Regions from separate parts of the Homo sapiens genome. Here region 1 is linked to region 2. Evidence: chromatin loops called from intact Hi-C (ENCODE). Cell type or tissue: Calu3. All regions are shown on one strand. Links, peaks and the distances in the headings refer to the core of each region. The heading gives the core; the rest is flanking DNA.

Region 1 (3,924 bases), core at 934-3,433, 280 kb before region 2:
ATAAAGGCGCATCCACCAGAAATGTAATATCTCTAAAACTTGACCTTCTTGAAGTTCAAAAAACAGAATCACTAAATTGAAAGGAAATCCTTCTGTGTAGGGTTGACCTTATTGACTAAAATCAGGACCAGAGGTTCAATCTGCCTCCCAAGTGTGTTGTAAAGAGGAAGAACAGAAAGAAACATAAGGAAGTGGAGATGAGGCTCATTCAGTGGAATTTGGTACCACAAATGTATTGAAGGACTTCCGTGTTTACTCACTTTGTTGCCGTGAGGAAGTACCCCTGCCACCTCCCGTGTGAACCGCACTATAACTCCTACAACCACATCCACAGCAACAATACTCAGCAATGACTCTGAGGATAACACTCTCCTGGTATTTTTCCATATTTGTAAAATATATTTGGAACTAAAAAGTGAAGGTTCATAAAAAAGTCAACAGTTTCATATTTAAAGAGCTAAGATCCAAGCACTTAGAAGCTTTCATCGTGTTCTGATTCTTCCCCTCCTGCCATGTGTTAACTCAGAGAACAGTAGGCAAACACAAAGTCACCTACTTTAGTGGGTGGGCTGTCACACATCTTGAGCCATGTCACAGATACCATACTAGGTGCAGGCATATTTCCTTCAAGAAGCTTGTAGTCCAGATGGGAGATAAGGCTTTCGAATTGGTTGATATAGTGCCAAATAAGTGAATTTTATTAGGGTTATATGGGTTTAGTGACTGAATAAATTATTGAGAAGCAGGCTGGTCTTAATAATAATGTTTGCAAGGCAAACATTATGGAGGAGGTTTATTTTGGAGAGCAGCTTTCTGTAGGCAGGCTGAGAGGAGCAGAGAAGGCATCCCACGCTTAGGGGATGCATAAGCAACGGCACAGAAGGGAGTTTACGAGATATATCTGATGCACAGTGGGCCTACCTGCAACAAAGAGTTTACAATAAAATCTTGAGATATTTTAACCAGGGCTAAATAATCTTTCAAATATTTTTGAAATGTCAACGTCTTCCCTTATTAAGCAATCACTGGTTGTTGCTTAAATTACTATATTAATTATTTATTTATGCGTAACCAACCACCACAGACTCAGTGATTGAAGACAATAACCATTTTATATACTCATGATTCAGTGGAAGAACAATTTGAACTGTGCTTAACTAAGCGATTCTTCTGTTGGTCTAGTCTGGGGTCACTTATGCAGCTTGGGTCATCTGGCAGCTCAAATGGGGGTGGGTGGCTTCAAATATATGCTTCTGTTTTAGAGACAATCTAAAGCAAGCTTATCTATCCCGCAGTCCATGGGCCACATGCAGCCCAGGACAGCTTTGAATGTGGCCCAATACAAATTCATAAACTTTCCTAAAACATTACGAGATTTATGCATGGACCCTATTTTTTTAAAAATTAGCTCATCATGGATTATTAGTGTTAGTATATTTTATGTGTGGCCCGAGACAATTCTTCTTCCAACGAGACCCAGGGGAGCCAAACAATTGGACTCCCCTGGTCTAAACCCATAGATTCATTCATATTGGGGCACATCCTCCCCCACCCCGATTGCACTATCTCCATTTCTGAGTCTACACTCCTGCATTTCTTTTACTCTGCACTAGTGTTATTGAAAAGGGGTCCCAATTCAGATCCCAAGGGAAGGTTCTTGGATCTTGAGCAAGAAAGAATCCAAGGTGAATCCAGAATAAAGTGAAAGCAAGTTTATTAAGAAAGTAAAGGAATACAAGAATGGTTACACCATAGACAGAGAACGATGTTCCTGAAAGCAAGAGGAGGAACACATCCACCTTAGGTACAATGCTTGTTTACGTATAAGATTACAAAGCAAAAAATCATGCGGAGATGTGTTCTATTACAAAGGCTCATGACAAATGATTGTTAATCTTTGTGTAACTACTGTCTACTGCAAGAATCTATATTATTATTGTTAACATGAAACTTATGCTTAAACTAAGAATGCTTTTGTTCCTGAGATATGGGAACATCAGGGCATTTCCTGGGTCTGTTAAGTCCTGGATCTAGTAAGTCCTGCGTCTGTTCAGTAAACATGATTAACCTGTTCCCTTAACCATAAACTTCTTGTGACTAAGAATGCCTAACTTTCTGGGAATGCAGCCCAGCAGGTCTCAGCCTCATTTTACTCAGCCCCTATTCAAAATAAAGTGGCTCTGGTTTGAAACTTTCTGACACTAGGTGGGATCTGGTTCATTGATTTTGCTTTTCCATGAGTGCCATGGGGAAGTCTCTGATGCCCTCGAATGATATCAAGAGAGATAAGAGTAATGGGTCTGAAGAAAAAACATTTATCTTTTGCCACAGTGAAGAAATTCTAAGTGAGATATTAAAATTAGAGATAAGTCTATCCCACTTACCCAACCTTAAAATAGATTATCCCAGCTGAGTGTGGTGGTGAGTACCTATAGTCCAGCTACTTGGGAAACTGAGTTGGGAGGATCACTTGAACCTAGGAGGTCAAGGCCAGCCTGGGCAACATAGTAATACCCTGCCTCTTAAAAAAATCCCTTAGCATCAGGAATGTTCTGGAATGTTTAGGTCAAGAAGAGATCAACACAGCTTGTTCAGTATGTTACAGTAAGACACAGAAAGAGTCCATAGTCTTAGGAGAACATCGCCATGATGAGCCTGAACAACAGTGGTGACATTTTTTATTCATTAGGGAGAAAACAAATCTACATGGTCCTGTTACGCATCTGCAGGCTCTGGCACAGGTATGAAAAGGACAAATATCAGTACTTTGTCCACCTTTCTCCTTTTGGGCTTAAGCAGGAGATTCACAGTATACCAGCAGCACCTTTTCTTCTTTACACCTGCAATATAATTTGTCAGTATCTGAAAGTAACATTTATTTTCATTTACTTTCAGTATGAAAATCTAATTCCTTAACCTCCCAATATTTGAAAAAGTTGCCACTTAGTGGTCTGAAACAGAATCTAACTAAATGGTGCCCAAATAAGCTGAAATTGTTTATGTGCTGTCTAAAGGAATCCTAAAAAGCCTTTTAAACAGAGAGAATACACTTACCTCAGTACTCTGCCTATAGTCACTTACTCAAAGGTGCTGTGGAAGGGCCCTCAATGTGTTTCAGAAATGCTAATTCATTTACTTCTCAAATGTCTTTATTAAATCTATAAGGAGAAAGAATTTACTGCCATTTTTTAAAAAGAACTGCATTGGCATCTGCTTATATCTTTGGCCTCAACCCCGTGGTGCACATTGACCTGACATCTGAATGTCAACATTTGCATCTCATTGCCTGAGGGCTTCTCTTGCTACCATACTTCTCTGCCTTTGTGCACAGCAGGCAGAAAGGGCTGGAGAATTAAGTTTTCCAGGAGTAGTCATCAACCAATGACTGAAAAAAATCAAAAATCAGTTTCCCACCTCCAGCTCCTTCTTGCCTCTGGCGGGATAACTCTGAGGCCCATATTCTCTACTGGCCCCCAGAGTTACCCAAAGCGTTAAATTCCAGTGGCACACAGTGGCATCACTCTTGACGATCCACCCTACATCACCTGCTTTGATGTCCTGGTGCTTCTTGGGATTATCTCCTAAATAACCCACCTGCAAATCCTTGCCTATGATTCTTCTTCTGGGGGAAGCAAAACTAAGCCAAATCATTTGTCTTTAAATCAGATCTATTCTGATATTGGGGTCCAGAACTCCTTCCATAAGAACATGATCTTTTTTCTATATTTAGAATTGTGGAGTTTATAAATTAGAAGAGAACATAGAGAATTTTTTTTCTAAACGCTTCATTCTACGGAGGAGAAAACAGGATCAGAGAGGTGTGGAATTTGCAGACATGAAGCTTCTTGGTAAAGTGAAGCATTATTTTGTTCCCAGAACAGTTCTGTCTATACACACTAAGCCATACCATATTGATTGTTTTGA
Region 2 (3,924 bases), core at 895-3,394:
GGTATATTCATACAACTGAATACTGTTCAGCAATAAGAAGAAACAACCTTGATACACGCAAGTACACAGTTGAATCTCAAAAACAAAACATGATAATGGGTGAAACATGCCAAACAAAAGTGCATTCTACATGACTTCCTTTATGTTAAATTCAAGAATGAGCAAAACTGTTCTATAGTGATAGAAAACATAAGTGTGATTGGCTAAAGATGAGGAGAGCTGGCTGGAAACAGGAGGGAGTTTCTGGGGTGATCTCTTGATCAAGATATATACAATCATTGATCCATGTACATAATATTCATGCATTTCAATCTGTAAATTATACCTCATTTATGAAAAATGTTTAACAAAACATAATATTGGCATATTTGGAAAATATATCCTATAACCCATATGCGTCTGTATACACTCTATGTAAATAAGTTCACTTTGTGTTATTAAACAGTAAGTTCATCATTAACTCTGTTTTCCTGAGTGTCCCTGTCTCCGCCAGTTAAAGTAGCATCACAACATCTTGGCAGTCAATCCTACAGTCAGGAAGAGCTAAAGACCCTCAGGTGATACTTCAAGCCCTTCCTATCTATGCACACTAGCAAATACAACAAACCTAATTAACGGAAAGAAAAAAAAGGGCTTCAAGCATACTTCAGAATCTACCAAATATTACCATAGCTTTGAGTGCATCTGAAGCACTCCCCCAAATCCACCAACTTAAAACTGAAAAAGAGGAAGAGCTGGAGTTGCCAGCATTCAATAAATCATTAAATACTGTCAGCATGGTTGTCTGCTTGGGATGAGCTCTAAGCCTTGATTGAAATCTCTCCAATAAATCAAATGGAGCAAGGTGATCTTTGTAATTGCCCATAAATAACATTCTGCCCTTATATCTTAGACAGAAAACTAGAATTTGAGACCTGCTGGCAATGAGACAAGCCTCAGATGTCAATGCAGCACACACATCGGGGTGCCAGCCTTAATATCAGAGCAAGTCCAGATTTGAAGAAAATTGTCACAATTTTAAAAACAACAAGGACCGTCAAACTGTCAATGCTAGAGAATATTCTCACACAAAGCAAAATAGGATTGGCTATAATGCTTTCACACCTGCATTCTTGAGTCTAGTCCCTGGAAAGGTAATAAGTGCTGAGAAGGATGGGAATAGAAGAGAATCCAGAGAAACACATACCGGAAGGACCATGGCATTCCCCATTGGCCAGATTTCATAATTGGGATAACTATGGTGACTTTTAGTCGCAATGCAAATGCACTGAACATTTTCACTTGTATTCTCTTTTGTCAGCTCCAATGACTCATACGTTTGAAAAGCTAAAGTTTGTGGAAGCCTCATTTCCCACCGATGAGGTGATATGGGCTTAAATGTCATCATTGAGCAAACTGTGTCGCTCTTTAACTTCCTGGTCAGGACCCAGCCACTCTCGATCTTTCCAGGTAATAGCAAAATAGAAACAAAAACAAAAAACAGAATCTTAATTAAAACTATTATTTCCTTTAATATGAGAAACAAAAAGAGTGCTAACCAATTAATGAATTTAGTATTTGCACTCTGCTTAAGTATAAATGCCTAAATTATTTTTGTGAAGTCAAGTTAGAAGCCCTAACCTATTTATGAAATAAGGTTGTTGAAAATTAGGAAGTGAGTTATCTTCCTAGAAGGTCATTATACCAAATGGTATTGGTGCCCCAGTAACGGTGACCTGCTGCAGGCAGCTGCCAACTCCCTGTCTGTGGGCTTTCTCTCTGCTCCCACCAAACAGGGCTGAAATGCTGGTGAGTTCATACCTCAAGAAGCAGGCTTCGGCTAAGGAGGAATGAGAGTTAATAAATAAATACCCCAGCTTCTCACCACTTCCGAGGGACAATTCTGAAGTGTGTTCTACACTGCCCCCTAAAGGTTCCCAATGGAATTGAGCCTTGTCTCCCCCTGGTGTAGCCTGTCATTAACACACTGTTGGTCTCCTTCCCTTTCTGGTCTCAGCACCTTACTTCCCTGTAGGTACTTCTTGCAATCACAATTGCACATAATTGATTTGCATCTCAATCCTAGACTCAGGGTCTGTTTCTAGGGAAACCCAAGCTTTGATGCCACAAGAGGATTTTATTAGACCAAAAAGAGCTGCACAGATCTTGATAAAAGCTCCCTGTGATTCAGGAAATATAAAAATAAGACTTCCCCACCAGCTTCTAGGAAGTATACACTGCTCCTTCGATAGGCCAAAAAGGGAGAAGTCTGGACTGACATTCTAGTTACGGAGCGTTGGTGGATTGTCAAGTTGTCTGACATTAAGTTTGGAAAGATAAGGGAAATTATTTTTCTCTCAACTATGCAAGCAAAAAACTTAAAATAACTCCCTATAGTGTTAACCCTACTTAGAAACAGATGAATGGCATGCCAGCCTAAAGCCAGTTGTTTGCCCCATGCCTCTTAGAGAAAATTTTAATAGCAAACCTCTGTCAGGGTTTTTCTTTTCCCATTCCTGCCTCTGTTAGTCAGCCTATCAGATATACATGACCATTTAATCCATCAGCATAGTTAATGGATTCCTGAGATCCTTCACTCGTATTTGGAAGTGTCAAGGACACTTTGTGATGCCTGTGGAATTCAGGCTGGAAAGATTCACAGCGGCATGTTGGAGGTGGACAATGAAGTTCTGGCACTTTCTATCCCTTCGAAGAAGAAAACTAGCCTTTCAAGTCTGCAAGACATAGGGACAATAGACCCTTTGGGGCAGTCTGGAGGAGACCCTTTTTTCAGGATTTATACTGGGCAGTGTATCTGTGTGGGAAGGAAGGTGGACTGAAAGGTGAAAGATGCTGGTGCTGGCAAGCAGTGTGACATTGGTAGGTCAACTTGATCTTTCCTCCGCCTTGGTTTCTTTCCCTCTGAAATGAAGGGAAGGAAAGAAAGAATTTTTCAGCTCTTTAATTCTAGTCTCTAAGAGTAATGCTAATTTATTATTCAGGTCAGTGATGGTAATTGTTAAAAAAAAAACAAAAACAAACAAAAAAAAAAAACGGCTGTAATAATCTCCTAGGGCTTGAATGTGTCCTAACTGATGGATACTGGTTTGGGAAATTGTGCTTTTTGTAATTCAAAGTCCCCTTAGCTAAACTCTTTAAGGAATTCCTGTAATAGCCTTGCTGGTAAAATTCAGAAAGTATCTCTCTCTTTCAGCAAAATAAATTCAGAACCTGGGAACATAAAATGAAAAGGAAAAAATGTTCAAGACTTTCAAGACTTTACCAGGAAATGAAAGTTAAGACAATAAAGTTGCAAGTAGTCATTTTGAAAGAAAGTGTGTTCTCATCACCATGCCAGTTGGAAACATACATACTTTTGAGCCCCAACCACTAGTGGTGGGAGCAAACAGTGTTTGGGGTAGAGATGGGGCTTTAGTTCTAACCGTAATTCCCAGTCTCCCCATTATTTCTTAATGTCAATATACACGTTCTCAGGTTTCTTACTGATTATGTAAATTACTTTTCAAATCAACTAAAAGATACTCATCTTCTGCCGGGCGCGGTGGCTCACGCCTGTAATCCCAGCACTTTGGGAGGCCGAGGCGGGCGGATCACGAGGTCAGGAAATCGAGACCATCCTGGCTAACATGGTGAAACCCCGTCTCTACTAAAAATACAAAAATTAGCCGGGCATGGTGGCGGGCGCCTGTAGTCCCAGCTACTCGGGAGGCTGAGGCAGGAGAATGGCGTGAACCCGGGAGGCGGAGGTTGCAGTGAGCCGAGATTGCGCCACTGCACTCCAGCCTGGGGAGAACGAGACTCCGTTTCCAAAAAAAAAAAGAAAGATATTCATTCTCTCCTTACCTCACTCCTTGTTTCTCTACAGTTTGCTATACTTACAATTCCTCACTGTAACACTTCTAAACATGGAATACCTCAACCTGT

What was found. A loop is a pair of places that touch in the nucleus more often than their neighbours do. Peaks named below come from ENCODE experiments on the same cell type or tissue, not always from the same donor. Only the 100,000 strongest peaks of a DNase experiment are listed, where the experiment ranks them.
Region 1: it touches region 2 in a loop (6-fold over the local background); 2 of 110 quality-filtered maps call a loop at or near these places.

The regions. Positions count from the first base shown.
Region 1 is chr20:12,285,985-12,289,908 of GRCh38, reverse strand. No RefSeq gene overlaps it. Among named protein-coding and RNA genes, the nearest start is that of BTBD3-AS1, 370 kb to the right of the region's middle. In Calu3, for the core only: no CTCF peak of the experiment used is centred there; a DNase peak (open chromatin) is centred at 2,158.
Region 2 is chr20:12,010,439-12,014,362 of GRCh38, reverse strand. No RefSeq gene overlaps it. Among named protein-coding and RNA genes, the nearest start is that of BTBD3-AS1, 94 kb to the right of the region's middle. In Calu3, for the core only: a CTCF peak has its summit at 1,938 (motif pointing left); a DNase peak (open chromatin) is centred at 1,902.